3 separate regions of the Homo sapiens genome follow, and regions 1 and 3 are each linked to region 2. The links are chromatin loops, found by intact Hi-C in ENCODE. Cell type or tissue: heart left ventricle. All regions are shown on one strand. Links, peaks and the distances in the headings refer to the core of each region. The heading gives the core; the rest is flanking DNA.

The links. Peaks named below come from ENCODE experiments on the same cell type or tissue, not always from the same donor. Only the 100,000 strongest peaks of a DNase experiment are listed, where the experiment ranks them.
Region 1: it touches region 2 in a loop (1.8-fold over the local background); 6 of 110 quality-filtered maps call a loop at or near these places.
Region 3: it touches region 2 in a loop (2.1-fold over the local background); 4 of 110 quality-filtered maps call a loop at or near these places.

The regions. Positions count from the first base shown.
Region 1 is chr6:152,171,587-152,177,704 of GRCh38, forward strand. It overlaps SYNE1 (spectrin repeat containing nuclear envelope protein 1), which reads right to left. Exons shown (of 146, transcript NM_182961.4): 130 at 4,808-4,974. Among named protein-coding and RNA genes, the nearest start is that of SYNE1-AS1, 210 kb to the right of the region's middle. In heart left ventricle, for the core only: no CTCF peak of the experiment used is centred there; no DNase peak of the experiment used is centred there; H3K27ac peaks cover 160 bases.
Region 2 is chr6:152,241,475-152,247,592 of GRCh38, forward strand. It overlaps SYNE1 (spectrin repeat containing nuclear envelope protein 1), which reads right to left. Exons shown (of 146, transcript NM_182961.4): 106 at 3,063-3,182; 107 at 766-966. Among named protein-coding and RNA genes, the nearest start is that of SYNE1-AS1, 140 kb to the right of the region's middle. In heart left ventricle, for the core only: no CTCF peak of the experiment used is centred there; no DNase peak of the experiment used is centred there; H3K27ac peaks cover 1,925 bases.
Region 3 is chr6:152,151,575-152,157,692 of GRCh38, forward strand. SYNE1 (spectrin repeat containing nuclear envelope protein 1) reads right to left here. Exons shown (of 146, transcript NM_182961.4): 132 at 4,336-4,523; 133 at 3,318-3,468; 134 at 385-567; 135 at 1-116. Among named protein-coding and RNA genes, the nearest start is that of SYNE1-AS1, 230 kb to the right of the region's middle. In heart left ventricle, for the core only: no CTCF peak of the experiment used is centred there; no DNase peak of the experiment used is centred there.

The DNA of each region.
Region 1 (6,118 bases), core at 334-5,333, 70 kb before region 2:
CAGGAAGAACCAATCAGGAGCTGGCCAGGCCAGGGGCAGGCAGGAGAATGCCCAGGAAGAGAGAATAGAAAGGAAGAGGCCCTGCAGTGAGGAACGCTTGTGTACTTGCATTATGACACTTATTTGGTTAGGGACCATTTTCTTTCTCATCTTTATATCCCTAGAGCAGGCCACCTGTTTTGGTAAACAAAATTTTGTGGGAGCACTGCCATGGTTTTCTATTTACAGATTTTTCTATGGCTGCTTTCACTCTATAATAACACGCTAATAGCAACAGAGACTATTTGGCCCACAAAACTAAAAATATTTACTATCTGGTCCTCTACAGAAAACATTTGCCAACCTCTGCCCTATAGCAAGAAGCATAGTACTTCATATATAGTAGGCGTTCAATCATTTTAAAAAATTACTTGTTTTTACTCTACTTCTACAAAATGTTGAGGCAATTATAATAAATATAGAGATTAAAAACAACCAGTCACAAAAGGCCACATATTATATGACCTATGTATATGAACTATTCAGAACAGGTAAACATGTAGAAACAGAAAGTAGATTAGTAGTTTCCCAGGGCTGGGAGAAGTGGGGAAGGAAGAGGAGGGAAGAAAAGAGTGACGGCTAATGGGTAACTGTTTTTATTTGGGACTGACGAAAGTGTTTTAAAATTGATTGGAGTAATAGATGCATAGCTTTATAAATATACTAAAATCACTGAATTACATGCTTTAGATAGATGAGTTATACGGCATGTGGATTATATCCCCAAAAAAGCTGCTATTGAGAAAAACAAAAAGATAACAGCCAAATAACTAAAGGATGCTTTTGCCTTGGTGATGGGGATTTAGGTTTAGCCGAGAGAAAAAGAATTTTCTCTATTAGAAGGTCCAGTTACCCACTTCCCTGCCCCCAAATCATCACAACAGAGTGCGCAAGTTGAATTTGACCTTCCTAGATGCTAAGATGAGAAATGTTACTAATTCGTTGTCTGTGATAAGAAACATTGAAGAATTAATACTAAAAAGACAGATTTCCTTTTAGTCCTGAGCTCTAGAGAAATTGCTATGTGGATTTTCTGCACTGGATTCATTGACAAAACGAGAGCCAGTATTCTTAAAGGCAGTTTTACAGAAATTAGAGTGATGCGTCACCAATGACAGCTTCTTATGTTGACTTTTAAAAAAAGCCAAGGGCTCAGAGGTACTTTAATTATCTAGGCCACTGCTGAACAACAGAACTTTCTGAGATGATAAAAATGTTCTGCATTGTACAGGGTCCAATAAGGTAGCCACTAGCCTCATGGGGTTATTGACCACTTAAAATGTGGCCAGTGCAACTGACCATAATTAAAATTAAGGAGTAATTTAATTTTATTCCATTTCAGTTAATTTAAATATTCTGTAATTTAAATAGCCATCCGTAGCTAGTGACTGCTGTATTACATACAGCAGATCTAGAAAGTATGGAAAGGACACTAGAACATTATTCACTGAGTCCTAAAAGTAACTGAGCAACTTTTGTTGCCCTAAAAAATTGACAATGCTTGACAACACAATTTAAAAACTCAATGCAAAGCACATCTATTTTGTACTCAGAGTAATCTAAACTAATCTGATGGTGATGTCAAGTTGACTCTAAATTATGCGTTCTATTTTTATGTATGTAATAGATTTGTTATCAGTAAATCTTTTTCTTTTCTTTTTTGTTGCTTCTGTGATTGAATATTAAAGACACAGTTCATGTTTCTATTAGCTGAGATGTTCACCTAAAAATACTATCATCTTCAAAAATAACCTCTCCATTCCCACAAGAGCACCAATACAGGACAGAAATGTCGAAAGGCATACACTGGGTTATATTTTGCTTTAGTGCATCAGCGCTGGAAGAGGCAAGAGTGGTGAATGGACTGAATCATAGAAACCTAATACTTCAGCTGGCAGTTCACAGTTGAGGATGGGTGTGGGAAACATGCATCCAATCTGTGCACTAACGAAGCACCAATAAACAAGGAAATGCAATGCAGATGTGACAGCCGGGTGTCTTTCAGGAGAAGCTGCAAGGGTGACTGTGACTCTAACATGGTGTTAAACTCCAGGATGGCTCAATGATCAGTGCCTAATCTAGTCTAATTTGGAAGGAGGCAATTAGAAACAGGCAACATATATACAAAAATCTCCTGTGGAATTTTATCTGGGTATTCTGAGGCTTTATGTAAGAGGAAACAAAAATTAGTATTGTATAAGTGACTATAGTGAGAAGCATGTGTACCTTATAAACATGTAATTGATTCAAGTTTATTAATATGTCTTTTGGCAAAGTAAACAATTAATATCTAGAAAACTCTCCACTGAACAGCCAGACAAAATATGTTATAAATAAATGTGAATTCAAGGAGACAGCAGCAAACTCATTTGCTGTAATATTGGCTCATAGTTGGGCATACACTAAGTTAGCTGCTTATGACTAGATTACATTAAATCTGATTTAAAATATCTTTGACATAGTGCATCCTTACTCTCCACATCACTGAGTCACTAAAAGTAGGAAAATAATATTAACTAGTTTAACTGGATTACGTGGAAATGTCAATCAATCTATGAGTCAAATTTGACCAAAAAACTCCCCGGGGGATGTTTACCAAACAGGCAGTTTCCCTAAGAAGGATATTTATAGCTTGAAGGACTTCAATTCCTCCTTCTGAAACAGGATTTTGTTATCATTTTAGTGAGGGAGAAGTGGGACTGAACACAGCACTGGGATTTTAAAATATACATTTGTTGAAACTCCGAGACCAGTTTAAGCTAAAATATTATTTCCATCTCTTTATAGTGCCTTTTCCAGAGCTCCTATTTATCTCATTGTTTTACTCCATTCCCATCCTGAACTTCTCAAAGGAGAAGTTCTCCTTCAGTTCTGTCATTTTATCTTGACTCTCACAGTCACTGTCACATTGTAAGTACTTTACAAAGAACTGAGAAATTAGATTGTCGAGATCAAAAACAGAACTTATCTTCCATTTAACTGTCTTCTCTCTAACAGGGAAAAGGAAGTCACAAACTTGAGAGGCAGGAGGGCACAGCACTCCAGGACACGCGCTTTGGAGTCTGAGCACAGGCTGTGCCACACAATGTGTGCGTGATGATGGACAAGCCTCAACCTTAGCCCCTGTATCTGTAAAATGGGCATAATGATAAGGCCACCTCAAAGGACATTATGAACAATACACAAAAAGATGCCTATGAAACCCGTAGCATGGTCATTGGAATCAGCAAAGTGTTCAATAAATGTTAGCTATATCAGTGCTATGGTTAAACATTTAAAAAGCTGAGGCTGGGTGCGGTGGCTCACACCTGTAACCCCAGCACTTCGGGAGGCCGAGGCGGGTGGCTCACCTGAGGTCAGGAGTTTGAGACTAGCCTGGCAAACATGGTGAAACCCCATCTCTACTAAAAATACAAAAATTAGCCAGGTGTGGTAGTGTATGCCTGTAGTCCCAGGGATTGGGAGGCTGAGGCAGGAGAATTGCTTGAACCTGGGAGGCAGAGGTTGCAGAGCTGAGATTGTGCCACTGTACTCCAGCCTGGGCAACAGAGCAAGACTCCATCTCAAATATAAATAAATAAATATAAATAAATAAAAAGTTGATATACATTTATTCCATTTTGTTTCATTGTCACTAAAAGATAATCTCACTTTCTTGAGTTAGATACTTTTTGATAACTCTCTTATAGAAAAGAAATATATCCAATGTTTTCAAAATCAGCATACAGGGTTGTGGTGCCCACATGCGGTTTTGATGAGCACATGGTACGCAGAGGACATTGTTTCACGTCCACTTTTATGCAGCACGGCTAAGGAAAGAAACCCAGATTTTAAAAGCGTATTGTGGGATGGACCCCAAATGGCACCATTTGTAACATTCCAACTCTCCTAATTGCCATGAAGAACATTTACTCAAATATTCAAATATTCATTTATGCACTGAAGTATTCATTGAGTCCGTATTTAGGCACTGTTCTTAGTGCTTGTGATATGTAGTGAATACAATGGAGAAAGTTTCCTGACCTCAGGGTGCCTAAGTTCCAACATGAAGCCAAATTCACCTAAAATAAGACATCTCCTTTTTATATTAATAGCATAGAACATTTTTATAACATAGTGCATCATTCATATTAGACTTTTATATTGCTAGTAAATACCCTCATATATTTTTCTTTTTGACTTTCATCTCTCTTACCCAACCCTACCCTTCTGCAACAGAAAGTGAATGTAATATTCTTCTTAGGTATGAGGCAAACACTTATAGTTAGCACTAAAGCTCAACACAAAATTACTATAATGCAGCAGCTGATTTTTACAACTGAGCAGAGTGGCAATAATCAGATTTATTTCTATACCTTGCTAACTAAAAATATGGCAGAGATTTAGTAATTTTTTTTTTTTTTTTTTGCTACTGCAGACAAAAACACTCTCCACAAATACTGGTCAGCAGTTTCTTCCTGATAGGAGTTTGAATACCCATGAAGCCCTAAAATAAAGAATTTTCTCTTGGGAATTAGTTTTGTTTGGATATGACTCTCTCTCTCTTTCTCGCAGCTACATACAAACAACATGAGATTTATAAAGTAAGAGGAGAATTTTCAAGGTAACTAAAGTGCCACTTATGAGAGGAGCATGAACAGTTTTGAAAATGGTGAGATAACCCAGGAAGAGAGACTGATTTATTGGATTATCTTTGGCTGATGAAAGGCAGACTGAAAGGCTTTAAAATACTGCCCACACGTGCCCTATTGACTCAGGTCCTCTTTACCTGGCTGCAATGAGGTCCAGGAGATGCTGCCACCGGTCGTTGACCTTTCCCAGCTTGTATTCAATCTCAGATGCTTTGCTTTCATGGCTGGCTTTAGCAAGTCGTTCTCCCATTTGTTGGAGCTGTATTTTGTTCTCTTGAGCAATAGCAATTTCCTCTTGATAATCCTGTGTAATAAATAGCAATCACAGAGGTCAGAAAGCATATTCTTAATACATCCAGCCCAGCTCTACTAGAAACATGATGATTACTGCTTTCTACTGCTTGGAAGTAGTTTGAGCATAGGAATACCATGTGGATATCAGCCCATGTGCACAAGTATTAGTAGTGCCTATTATTTTTGGTATGTATGCAGAGTTGGGATTAAATTTTTATATAGAGGTTCTCGAAATAAATAGGATGCTGCTTCCTATTTACTTGAAATACATATTAAAAAACAATAAAAGATAGATATAAAAAATAAAACTTAAAAGATTTTAATATTGGAAAATTATAGTTTATTTCTCTCATCACTAACCTGATGTTATACTTAGAATAAATTCTCAGACAAATAGTTGCTGAGAGACTTATAAAATGCACACACACATATATATATGCAATTGATATATAGGTATATATATAAATGTGAATGTGTGTGTCAATTATGTTATTTGTGAGGAATATTTTAAAAGAGTTCCTTCATTTTAAAGAGATAATCCTCTATACAATGTCAATATTTTGCAGTAAATAAATCAATGATAAATTAACTTTCAATAATAATAACTATTAACTATAGAGAATCGACAGGCCTCAAACCTTCTTAATTTACTCACTTTCTGTGCTAGCTTCTCTTAGATTGTTTGAGTTAAAGAGGACAGACTCCATATGGACTATTTGCAAGAGATAAGCACGAAATGGTGTGATTTAACTGACGATGAAAGGACAATCCCCTCCCCCTGACTGCCACTGCTATCCCCAATGACCCTCTTACTCTCTTGCCACAGTGACAGGATCCAGTCTTTAGGATCAACTTTTTTATTTTTGGCTTAAGCTCCTGTTACGTAATAAATAGTTTCTCAGCAAAATAATATATGAAGACGGGTATTATATGAGTGTGAACATTTTAACCTTCTCTTGGTCTAAAGTTAGTGTGGTAACAGAGCTATCCTCCCAAGTCATTTACCTAAGCCAAAGGGCCCCAGGGGAATGGTAGGGACCAACAAAACTTTATTCCATTCCAGGGCTGACTGCTGTCCTCATACCTGCAGCCCCACCCACCCTCCTTTTTATGTTATTTCAACACAATGGGATTCAAAGACCAATACGTTGAAT
Region 2 (6,118 bases), core at 580-5,579:
GTAATCATTGCCAATAATGCAAGAGCTGTGTGTGTGTGTGTGTGTGTGTGTGTGTGAAATACGCATTCTTCTACCATGGAGTAGTGTCCAACCTGAGCTTGGCTGTGGCACACAATGATGGAGTGATTTCGGGCCTCCCAAGTTTGATTACATAGTAAACGGCCTTGCTGTTCCCAGGGAGAAAGTCTGAAGTCTACAGCAACTAGAGGAGCATATGTGTAAGGGTCAGAGGATCTAAACAATGCATGTAAAAGACACCAACCCAACCCTGGATCTGAGTAGTCAGCTCTGCATTTCTAGAGGAGAGCAAGGAGTGAGCGAGGAGTCCTTGACGAGGACAAGGGAGGGCAAAGAGGGTAACTGGGACCAGGTGGACAAATGGGCAAAAAGGAAACACAGGGAAAAGTGGAGTTAAGAATGAAGATGGGCTCCTTTGAAGAGAGGCTCTGAGTTTTCCTTTGATTTTAGCTCATCTAGGGAGAAAGCCTGGCTAATACTAGTGAGGAACTGATAGGTAAAATTACAGGTAAGTTGGTTTTCTTTTTTAATTTACAACATTATAGAAACATATCCCCTATAATTTCTCTGTGCTACTGAAAGCCAGTGGGTTTGAATATAAATTTTTTGGCCATTTTTAAAGAATAACTTATACAAGTAAGAACTCATAAAAGACTGAGAATATTAGGTTTTACTAAATATATATCAGGGTTTGAGAGCATGCTTTCCAATTACATTTTCTCTCTATCACTCTTTTTTGTTATGTACCTTATGTTTGTCAAGTAGTTGCTGGATTTCCTCTTTGGAAGACACGATGATTTTCTGGTCTCCTGCCATCTTCTCCTGACCAGTTTCTAGCAGGTCAGCCAGATCTTGTAGGGCCCTCTCATACTGACTCTTGAGTGTAAGGTTCTGATTCAGACCACTCCTCCGGGAGCCAATGATCATCATCAGCTCATCATACATGTCCTAAGAAGCAGAGACCACAAGACTCACTCTCAATTCATATTCTGGCAACCCTCTAAAAGCATATGAACTATGAACGCACCAAGCCCGAGACCCAACCAAGAAAATGCCTTCAGGGATGTGCCTCCTGGAAACGCTCTACCTGTAGGCCATCTGCTTGTCTTTCTATGAGCCTTACTTTGAAAACATGTTTCACAAAGAAATGACCTTTGGACCTCTATTCTCATGCCTATGATATTCGTTGTGACTTTACTGTGTCTTGATACCTGGTGGTTCAAGTTCTTTCATTAATCTTATTTGGTATTCTTATCTTGCTGTTTTAAATTTTATTTTATTTCTAACGGACAATAAAGCACAACGGAGAAACTGAAAAAAAACTGAATTCATAAAAATGTAAGTATGAAGTCACTGAAAGGATAAAATAAATATTCAATAAATAATGTGGAAACAACTCAACTCTTTGAAGAAAAATAAAGTCTTATCTCATGCCACATATCAAAATGCAATTTAGATTGATTACAAAATAAAAATTTAATAAGTTAAAATATGAAAGGAAATAAAGATATGTCTATAAAAAATAAGGTTAATATTTTAAGATTTTAAAGGACATGTAAAAGTGTTTCCTAGAAATGATACATGAGGTAGATTTGACAACTGTTTTCTCAGGATATCAATAGTTTATGATAAGATGTGGGGTAAAACTGTTGAAAAACTGTCCATGTGGCTGAGGGACATGTCATAGAAAATGTAATTCCCATTTTTATAGTATTCTCAACATTCATATAATTTCAGAGCAATTGAATATAATATCCTTAACATTTTCCTGCTAAATAACAATCATATTTGGGACTACCCCTCAAACAAAGAGCTAGAGAAATAGGGGAGTTTAATGTGAGCAGAAAGAGTTTCAAACTTAAGAAGGCAATATTTTTGCCAAATGTGGTGGAGTATATAACTATTTAAACTGGAAAGACATTTTAGGAGATGATGACACACCAAACACAAAATTTATTTGAGGCATACGGACCTGATTAACATATCACATTAAGGTTTAGCAGGCCAAAATGGTTCAATCTGGAAGAGTTCAATTTTAATGCCTATTTACGGCAATGACATTTGACTCTTACACCTGATGCTTAAGTGCTGTCGGAAAACTGTCTAAAAAAGTACAAAGTGGGGGAGGTGGGCTTATGATATTATGAAATGTTAGATAAAGGACAGATACAGTTAAAATAAAAATGTTCTTTTGTTTATAAGGTCTATTTTATTTTCTCAAAGAAAGAACTCACAACCCTGTACTGGACTGAGGTTACCAGTTCTCAATAGTTCTGCACACAGAGAAAATCTAACATGTGTGTCTGTGTGACTGTACACAGTTGTACACAATTTTTTCTTGATCGAACATAACTGCTTGCCTAGTTGATGCTAAATTTTGTTGGTCTAATATCCAAGGATCTTCTTCCTACCCCAATATCAGATTCTTGCCTAAATGTCAGATCTAGCAAAGGAAATTAACCCAAAGCATTATTCTCTGTTCCTGAAGGATGATAGGAAGTCTGTTTAGATTTCAACTACCTTCTAGTTTAATTTTTGTTGTTGTTGTTCTAGAATTGAAACAATGTCTCTATTCCATTCAAACATATATGGAGGATAAACTATAGTGCTTGCCTTAGAAAAAAACACTTTCTACAAAGTATTACTTTGATTATTTGCTTTTTAAAATAGTATTTGAAGACATAGTGCAATACGAGGGTAGATATCCCTTTTTTAAATTTTTCTAGGTAGGATTAAAAGTTATTCTATTTTCTACAGTAGAAAATAATATGCTACAACTAAACTATACTGTAATGCTTAACCATGAGAATAATAATAAAGTAACTGTCAGAAAAACATATGAATCTTAGCAGCATGAAAACAACTCATTTCCTTGTACTAAACATGTTAAGCTTCAGAAAATTTTCTAAGAGTTGCTTGGTAGAAAGGTTAGGACCTAAGTGGCGTGAATTTTATAAAGAAAGCCAAGAAAAATAAAGTGATTTTTTCTAGACTTCAAGTTTGATGTACCCCTGCAGCTGAATACTACTGGCTGAAGGCTGCACCTGGAGCTTGGAGAGTTCTTGCATGGACGGCTGCTCGACCTGTAGCTTGTCACCACGCCTCTTTAATTCAATGATTCCTGCATCAAATTCTTTGAGTCCATCTTCAGCCTGTTGTATTGCCTAAGTAAGATCCATGACATTTTATTAAAACTCCCATGAACAATTTCCCCACGGAAGATGTGATTATTGTATCTCTTTCTGTGTTCCTCCTCTCCATGTAAAACATTCTCAATATATACAAAAGGAATCATTTCAATAAAACAAATCGAAAGCCATGTTCAGAGGGTATATAGAAAACAGAAGAAGTCCCCTCATTAGTACAGAGCAGTTATCTTACAGATAATGAGGCAGGAGAAAGTCAGGGTAGAGGGCTGGGAGAAGGATGTCTTGCTTAAACAAAAAAGGGAGTTTTGAAAAGCAATAGTTAAAAAAAAGAGCATCATTTAGGACATAGTTAAAAAAAGGTATTTGCCTGAGATTTTCTAAGGGACCATGTTCTGCTGTCCTTGAAACGTAGCTGTGAGCATCTTTGGAGAGAGATTCAGCGAGGCAACAAAACATATATTACAGCATGGTCAAAGAATCTGTGCTCCTTGTTGTGAAGTGGAAAATCAATCAGTCAACAAGTATTCAAGTGGCTGCTATTGCTAAGCCTTGTCTTCCCAGTGTGAGGTCTGTAGAAGCAGAACAAGATCTCATCCTGTCCTTCAAGGAGCTGATGGTCTGGTTAGGAAGCCAGAGTAAACAGAGAAAAATAAAGCAAGGCTGAATATAAGTAAGTACTATACTCGATAATGCAACTCATCCCCATTAGCAGAGATCAGAGAAGGGAGATACCAGACCACAAATCCTGGAGCAGCCTAAGCAGGCGTTTGGAAAGAGGGCAACAGAGGTTGCCCCTGAAGGAGGACAAAAACAAGACTCCAGATGGCAGCTGAAACACATGTGTCCAATGTTCTCTTTCCTGAAAACCCCCTACAGTCAGAGTGAGTATTTTGTTTGCTTGTTCTCTGGCATATTTTTTCCCCATAAATCTAAAAGGACAAGGGAACAGAAAAGAAAACAATGCCAACAATATGTTGGGAGCTAGAAGTCAAAAGAATACATGATAATTGACTTAGGAAATCTGGGGAAGCTGAATTCTAAACCAGTGGAGGATCTCCACCACCCACTTCAGAGCAACAGAAATCTCTGGAACTCTGGGTGAAGTAAGCTGGGGTGCTAAGTAAGGAGGGTTAGTGAAGAGCTGCTTAAAGGACAGTTAACCCACAGATGCCCCTCCTTATTCCATACTGTCCCTTTTTCTTCCCGGGTAAAAGACTGAAAGTGTGTTCTCTGGAGAAGGTAAAACAGACAGAGGGGCACTGGACACAGCTGTGAGCTTGAGTGCTTGACTGAAAGCAAGGGATGAAATAACTGGATGCTCCCTGCATGCTGAATGTGGGGCCCCTGAGTCTTCTCTCCCTGGGGCAAGAAGTGCTGCAGTCAGGGCTCTAGTCTCCAGAGATGAGAGGGAAAAATATCTGAACACACCAATAAGACAGGCCTGACAATTTGACAGAAGGATTCTCTAACAAATAAATGGTCCATAGAGACCATCCTGCAGGAACTCTTAAAATTATCATGTTCCATCCACACACAGAGTTCCCTTTCAGCTGTTTAGTCCTCCATCCTAAACCTGAATAGGCAACAAAAGATTTCAATATGCCTTTCGATGACATGAAAGATGGGGACTAACAGAAGCAAACAAATAAAAGCAAGCTGGAGGAAAACAGATTATACAGGAAAAGTAGAACTTTAAACAACAAAAAAAAAACCATTAATATACCCAGAAAGATATAAACGATAATGTATTCATTAAAAAAAATAAAAAATACTACAAAAAGGATCATTCGGAGAACCAAAGTGAGCTCCGGGAAAATTAAATACGTGAGAGCAGAAATGCCAATTCAGTACAAGAGTCTGGAGTTGAAATTGAGGACGTTTCTCAAAAAGCGGAGCAAAAAGACAAAGAAAGGTCTCTTGGTAAGACAGTTCAAGGGTTGAACCCGAGTATCTGACAAAAAGGAGTTCTCCAGAAAAGAAGACAGGTAAAATGCAGGAAAGAAATGTATTAAATAAATCATTAGAAAATTTTCCAGAACAGAAAGATGAGAGCTGCCAAATCAGAAGAGTCCCTTGAGCTCCCAGCCCAGTGGATAAAAATAGATCCTCCCCAAGGCATGTGATTGTGAAATTTCAGGACACTGGAAACCTTTGGGAATTAGAATGTTTTTAGATTCCTTAAGACAACACTGAGAGCTAGAAAACAATGAAGAAAAAGCCTTGAAACTCCAAAAGAATTCATATTCAACAAATGACCCTGAAGGATCACATAAAAACAGCAAAGCGATCAATAAAGTGTGAACATGGTATAAGAACATTTTCAGACATACATCTGGAAAAATACACTTATCATGTACCCTTTCTAAGAAAGGACATGCACTAACGAAACAAGGAAGCAATGCAGTAAAGAGAAAGACTTGGGATTCAGAAGAGAGAAGATCCAACATAGGAAGAAATGAAGGGATTCTCAGGATGGTGGTGAAGGGAAATCCAAGAAGACAACTGTGCACCAGGTTTATGAGGCAAGAGAACTGCTCTGGATTGGAACAGCACAACTCAAGAGATGACTATATTGAGTGAGGTGTGTCTTCCCCATGCCCTCTGCTGTTATTGCCTTTTTAATCCAAGTTGGGTAGGCATGGAATTAGCACGTTCATTAGTTGCATTCCATTTATTCAAAGAAAAAAATCTAACTGGTTATTTCTTCATCTGTGACATTCAGTTATATTGGTCAAAAATTAGTAAAAATTATTACTTGTGATCATACATATCTCATAATTCATATTAGAAATCCAAAGCAAGACATCACTACAGTTGCTCCAGTCTTTTTTGGAATCACACATACATTATAAGCCAAGAAAAAAAACAAAAAGATTTTTCATGGGGAGAAATGAGAAATCTCTTTAAAAAGCAGATGAAATTATGGTCAAGAAAAATGCACAGCCGGATGC
Region 3 (6,118 bases), core at 510-5,509, 90 kb before region 2:
TGAACATCACACTCAGAAAAATGTTCAATATTAGTGAGCTGCAGATCCATCTCTGTGAGCCAGACCAGAATGCTGTCCCGCGCAGTCTCAAACTCCTCACGCTGGCCAATAAAATGCTGGAAGGCAAGAGGAAAGTAGTAACAATTATTTTTATTAAAAGTCCTTCTAAACATATGGAGATGGCACAGCGAATTCCAGTGTTCTGTAAAGTCATTTTCTCAGCAAGCAATGAGAAGCCTGCAATCCTTTGCTATATCACTCCCCGGTTTACTCCTCCTGCCATCCCATTCTTACAAAATCACTGAGACTGTGTCTCAAGACTGCATTCAAATGGCCCAGTCCCATCCTCTGGCCTCTAAATTACAGATGAGGCATAGCAAAAACCTTGAGTCTGCGCAAGATGGAGGTGACACGCTTTTGCAGGTTGTCCCATCTCTGGTTGCCTTCGTGAACCATCTGTTTGAGGCTACATGCTGAATCAGTGCGGTTCTCCCTGGCCAGGCGGCGGTACTGCTTGTTGATCAGTTCCAGCTGCGTCAGGCACTCGTGGACCTGTCGCTGGAAAGCCTAAGGCCACAGAGAAGCATATCAGTGTGAGAAATCAGCGAAGGACTCTCAGTAGTGGCTCCTGGTTTTCTTATTGTAGCGTCTGGGAGAATGGGAAGTTACACTATCACAGAGGGAAAGAATGATGTCTAATAACGGTACACTTCCCCTTGTTAATGCAAAGTCATCTAGTCAGCGTAACTTAAAGGAAAGGGAGAATCTATCAAAAAATATGAAAATGGGGAGTAGTAATGAATAAACACACACGCATCCAACACACATATATAGACACACACACATACATACACACACATATACACGTAGCTTTAAAAATAATTAATGTCCTGGAAACAAATATTCCCACAAAGCAAACCACTATAAAAAATATACACGTGTGTGTGGAAATGTGAGTTTGAAATGTTGACAACTTCTGCTGTCAATATGGAGAAAAAGATATCTATAATGGAACTGTTTATTTGTAAAATATGTACTTTTCTAAAAATCTAGAAATTACCTCAATTCTGCTGTCCATTAGGAAAAAACTTAAAACTACCTTTTGCAAAAGGTCTTCCAAAAAATCAAGCTATTATAAGCTTTTAAGAAAAGTAATTTAGTAAAATACAAGTAACTTTATATTTTAAAAAATTTGGAACATGCTCTGTTTCTTTTTTGTTGTTCCTGTGATTTAATTAGTTTTTATAAAACATGTTAGAGCTAGTGTACCACCCACACAGTAGCATCAATTTACTTTTGAGGCTATCCCAGGGTCAGTTTAGAGATTCTGAAGGTAAAATATTCTTTTCTGCCTTTTCCCTCCAATGTAGAAGAGCCCTATAGCATAAGAGTCATTTGGCCAAAATAAAATGAAGCTTTAAAAAAAATCATTTGTATGATTTATGACTGATTTTTATCTTGGCATTAGACCAAAATGAAAACTATAATTAATAAATTGAACCGCACTCATCAAATCCCCAAATTCTGTTTTCCTTGGCTCATCACACTGTTTACATGTGACCACATTTCTGTCTCTTAAATTGCTTTCCTTGTGAGAGCTGCTTTCAGAGCCTTCATCCTAGGAAATCCTAGCTTCCAGTCTAAAAACCTTAAGTTATTTCTCCAGCAAAGGGAGTGGTAAGGAAAGTTCAGCTCTGGCCATGACTGGAAGTCCCAGTACATGTTTGCCCACTGGGGTAAGGTTGGAGTACCCCCAGGCAGATACCCCAGCACACCCATGTCCATCCCAAACGTTCATGCGATTGGACCAGCTAAAGACTGCCCCCAAGCACAACTTCGTTTCTGCAATTCATTTCTGTCTCTTAAGAAAATTAACTACAAAATTCATGATAAATAATAAAATCAATCATTATAGAAGCTAACTATAAGGCTAACTTTTGCTTTAAAATCTGAGAGTCTAAAATAGCATCAAAAAGAATCTTATATAATCTGCTTTGCAGTATAAGCCAATTATAAAAGGTTTTAACCTTTATGAAGGGAGTGTGTAAGATGCAGTTGAGCAGCTCTCCACTAGCATTCATTCACATCGAGATGACCTGGAATCTACTGCAGAGTTTACTGTGCTTTTTACTAGTAGTTTTCTAAGGGAGTATCTTTTATATAGGAATAAAAGTGTTGTTTATTTTAATTTAGTGGTATAGTTACATATGAATTCATTCACCATTCAGACATCAGAGTAATTCATCCATTTCAAAGTATTTGAACATTTTTCTAGATTCATATAGCTGTCCATGTACAACCCTGAGATTTTAAACTCCATAAGAATAAAAAAGCGAACTTCTTATTTCCCATCATAGGCCTCAGAAAATGCCTGGTTACCTGATGTTGCAAGGTAAAAATGAATGCAGCTACATTTCATTACATTTTCAGTCTTATTTCTAAACATCTCGAGGAACTTGGGGGCATAATTAGCAATGGTCAGAATGCTTCTGAACTCTTTGCTGTTAACATACCTGAGTACACAACTGCCTATTAGTGGGAACTGAAGGGAAAAACACCTTCAAATTTAAAAATGGTCAATTTTGGGCTAGGTCAGGTCTTCCATGAAAATGAAAGGCAGCTGAGAAGTCAGAGCTTCATTGTACAACAGTGATAGAGTGGACTCGAGATTGTGCAAGCAGGCAAGGTATTGGAATCAATTCTTGGATAACTTCTTTCTTTATGAATATGATTACACTACAGCTATTTTCATCTCAGTGTAATTGAAAAGTTTTGGTGACTCAAGACCAGTACTACTCTTCACTGTGTAATTAGAAATGAATTATAATGAAAATGTTTTATTCCATTCTAGAGTCAACTCTTTTATCAAATACACACACACACACACACACACACACACACACACACACACTGCGATTAGGTAAAGAAAATACAAAAATGTATGTGGAAGGTAGATTTTTATGGTTTAAAAAAATCATATTTTAATCTTAGAAAAGATGGTTGACTGTGGAATAATTCTGAAATAAAAATCATGCCAAGATCTTTTGGGAGGAATCACGATTCTTCTTTTCTAATAGAATCTCTCTTCATTACTACAGTATTTATGCTTCTTGATAATCTTAAAATAAAAACCTCTTTTTCCCCCTTCATACGTATGACTACGTATGAGGTCATAATAAAGATGGCTGCAAAGTCCTCACGCAGCAATTTGAGCAGATAACATGTGGTGAACAGCTAGTTTAGGTCTTGGAACTCCAACTACCAGCTGGCTACTTTAATAGCAAAATAAGGATTAAAAATTTGGAATTATAGATTACCTCAAATTTCTTTAGTTCTTCCTTGGCAACTGTATAGATCACCCCAGAAGAGCTGGGAAAAGCAGCTGTCCTTTCTGAAGACTTCAGCCAATCTTCAAAACGTGAATAGTCATCCAGAAATTTCTGCCACAATCGCCACGTCTCTTCGATTCTGGGGCGGAAAATGAAAGAACAGATTCAGATTATTGGAGACTGTTTTCGCTCCAGAACCCGGTCTGCTGCCTGCGACTGGATTAAGGGTGCCCACAGAGGCAACTGTTGTGCCAAACGATAACCATTCCTCGAGCCAAATTTGACCAGAGAGCAAGAGAGACAACTGCTTGAGCTAAAATAAAACGGCTGTTTTATTTTTTTAAAAACACGTCCTGCAACTCTGGATTTTGAATTAGTCAAATTGAAAATTACAAGCACATCACACGAGCTGCCTTGAATGTGTGCACCAAGTTTAGAAAAGCAACACCAGGTTTACAGTGTGCACTCAGGCCAGTGTCTTACGGAAATAAAGACGAGGTCGGAAAATCCATTTAAGTCCAACATTCAACTCACACTGACAAAAGTTAATCTATGACAGCAGGACAAATATTAAGCTTTCAACAGTTTACCAGAGAGCACAGCCATGATGATCACTTTGTAACACAGCACGATTTTCTGCCACCTTGAATTTCAAAGGGCTTAAAGATAAATCTGCTTTTATTATTTAATTTTTAATAAAAGAATGTTACTGTTCTCACAGCCACACATTCTGTAATGTTATGCTTGTTTGACAAGGGTGTATTTTTATGTTTCCGTATTATATTTCAACTGTTAGGTCAGACATAACTTGGCTTGTTATATTTATATATTACCTTTATACCTACTTATTTTCCCAACTAAATGTAGACAATAGTAAGTTTGGGAAGCCACAGCTATTTTTGGACATTGTAACGAACAGGAAAGAGTGAACAGTGGATACTCTGGGTGATTTTTATTTTCTTTTTGGTCTTTCCTCTTCCCTATCTGTTTCAGCATCCCAGCTCACTTCAGCCTCCTTTCCATGGACATAGCACAAATGTTTCTCCACCGCCGGTCCAGGTTTCTCGTAGCCTGCTGTATAGAGTCACACTCGGCATCAGTGGCACAGGCGTCACAGTCGTGCAGCAGGACTTCACACAGGTTGAGGACAGATGCAACACCTGTACTGTGCTTCTCTATGTCTCTCTGAAGCTCCTGCAGGGGAACGTAACAGGCTTTATTCAACAATTACATGTATACAGATGAGAGAAACTGAAGCAACCTATGTTGGTAAATGGCTAGGCTACACCTTGACAAATATTTAATTTCCTTGAATGTATGACATTTATTGAGCCTCATTTATGAAATCCAGCAAGCTCAAAAGTACTAGAAAATGGATGTAGAAATATTTTGGCTATGCGAGCAATGCCAAAATATAAACTGAACAAATGAAATGGTCTACACTAAGAGTAAAACTAACTTCTTTAATCAATAAAAAATGAATCTTGCCCCAGACTCTACTTCACGAATACATCACTTTCATTCCAATCAATCAATCATCATCTCTTAGTATCTGTCAGGGGATTGGTTCCAGACCTTCCCTCGGACACCAAAACCCATGGATGCTTAAGTCCTTGATATTGAATGCTGTAGTATTTGCATACCTCCTACACACATCCTTCCATACACTTTAAATCATCTTGAGATTACTTATAATACCTAATACAATGTAAATGCTATAGAAATTGTTCTTATACTGTATTGTTTAGGGAATCATGACAAGAATAAAAAGTCTGTATGTATTCAATACAGATGCAAATTGTTTTCCAAATACTTTTGATCTACGGTTGGTGGAATCCACCAGTGTAGAACCGTAGATACCAAGGGCCTGTATATATGCATGTGCTAGACCTGGCACTCAAGAACTGGGCTTTAAGATCCAAAGATTTACTTTTTTTTTTTTGGGATGGAGTCTCACTCTGTCACCCAGGCTGGAGAGCAATGGCACAATATCAGCTCATGGAAACTTCTGCCTCCCGAGTTCAAGTGATTTTCCTGCCTCAGCCTCCCAAGTAGCTGGGATTACAGGTACCCGCCATCATGCCTGGCTGGTTTTTGTATTTTTGTAGAGACAGGGTTTTACCATGTTGGCCAGGCTGGTCTTGAACTCCTGACCTCAGGTGATCCACCCACCTAGGCCTTCCAAAGTGCTGGGATTACAAGTGTGAGCCACCACGCCCAGCTGATTTGCATTCTTTTTTAAACAGTTAATTCCACCATCATTAAAAGGTAACATGGTTATCAATGGACGAACAAATAAAGAAAAAGTGGCATATATATACACAATGGAATATTATTCGGTCATAAAAAAATGAAATTATGTTGTTTGCAGCAACATGGATGGAACCGGAGGTCACTATGTTAAGTGAAATAAGCCAGGTACAAAAACACAAATATCACACATTCTCACTTGTATGTGGGAGCTAAAAAAGTTGATCTCATGGAGGTAGAGAGTAGAACGCCAGATAGCAGAGGCTGGGAAGAGTGTTTGGGGGCAATGAAGTGAGGTGTCAATAGACACAAACATACAGTTAGAGGGAATAAGTCTTAATGTTCGATAGAGTAGAATGACTATAGTTAACAACAATGTACTGCATATTTCAAAATAGCTAGAAGAGAGAAATTGAAACATTCCCAACACATAGAAATAATAAATACCAGAGGTGACGGACACCCCAAATACCCTGACTTGATCATTACACAGTTTATGCATGTAACAAAATATCATATGTGCCCCACAAAGATGTAGA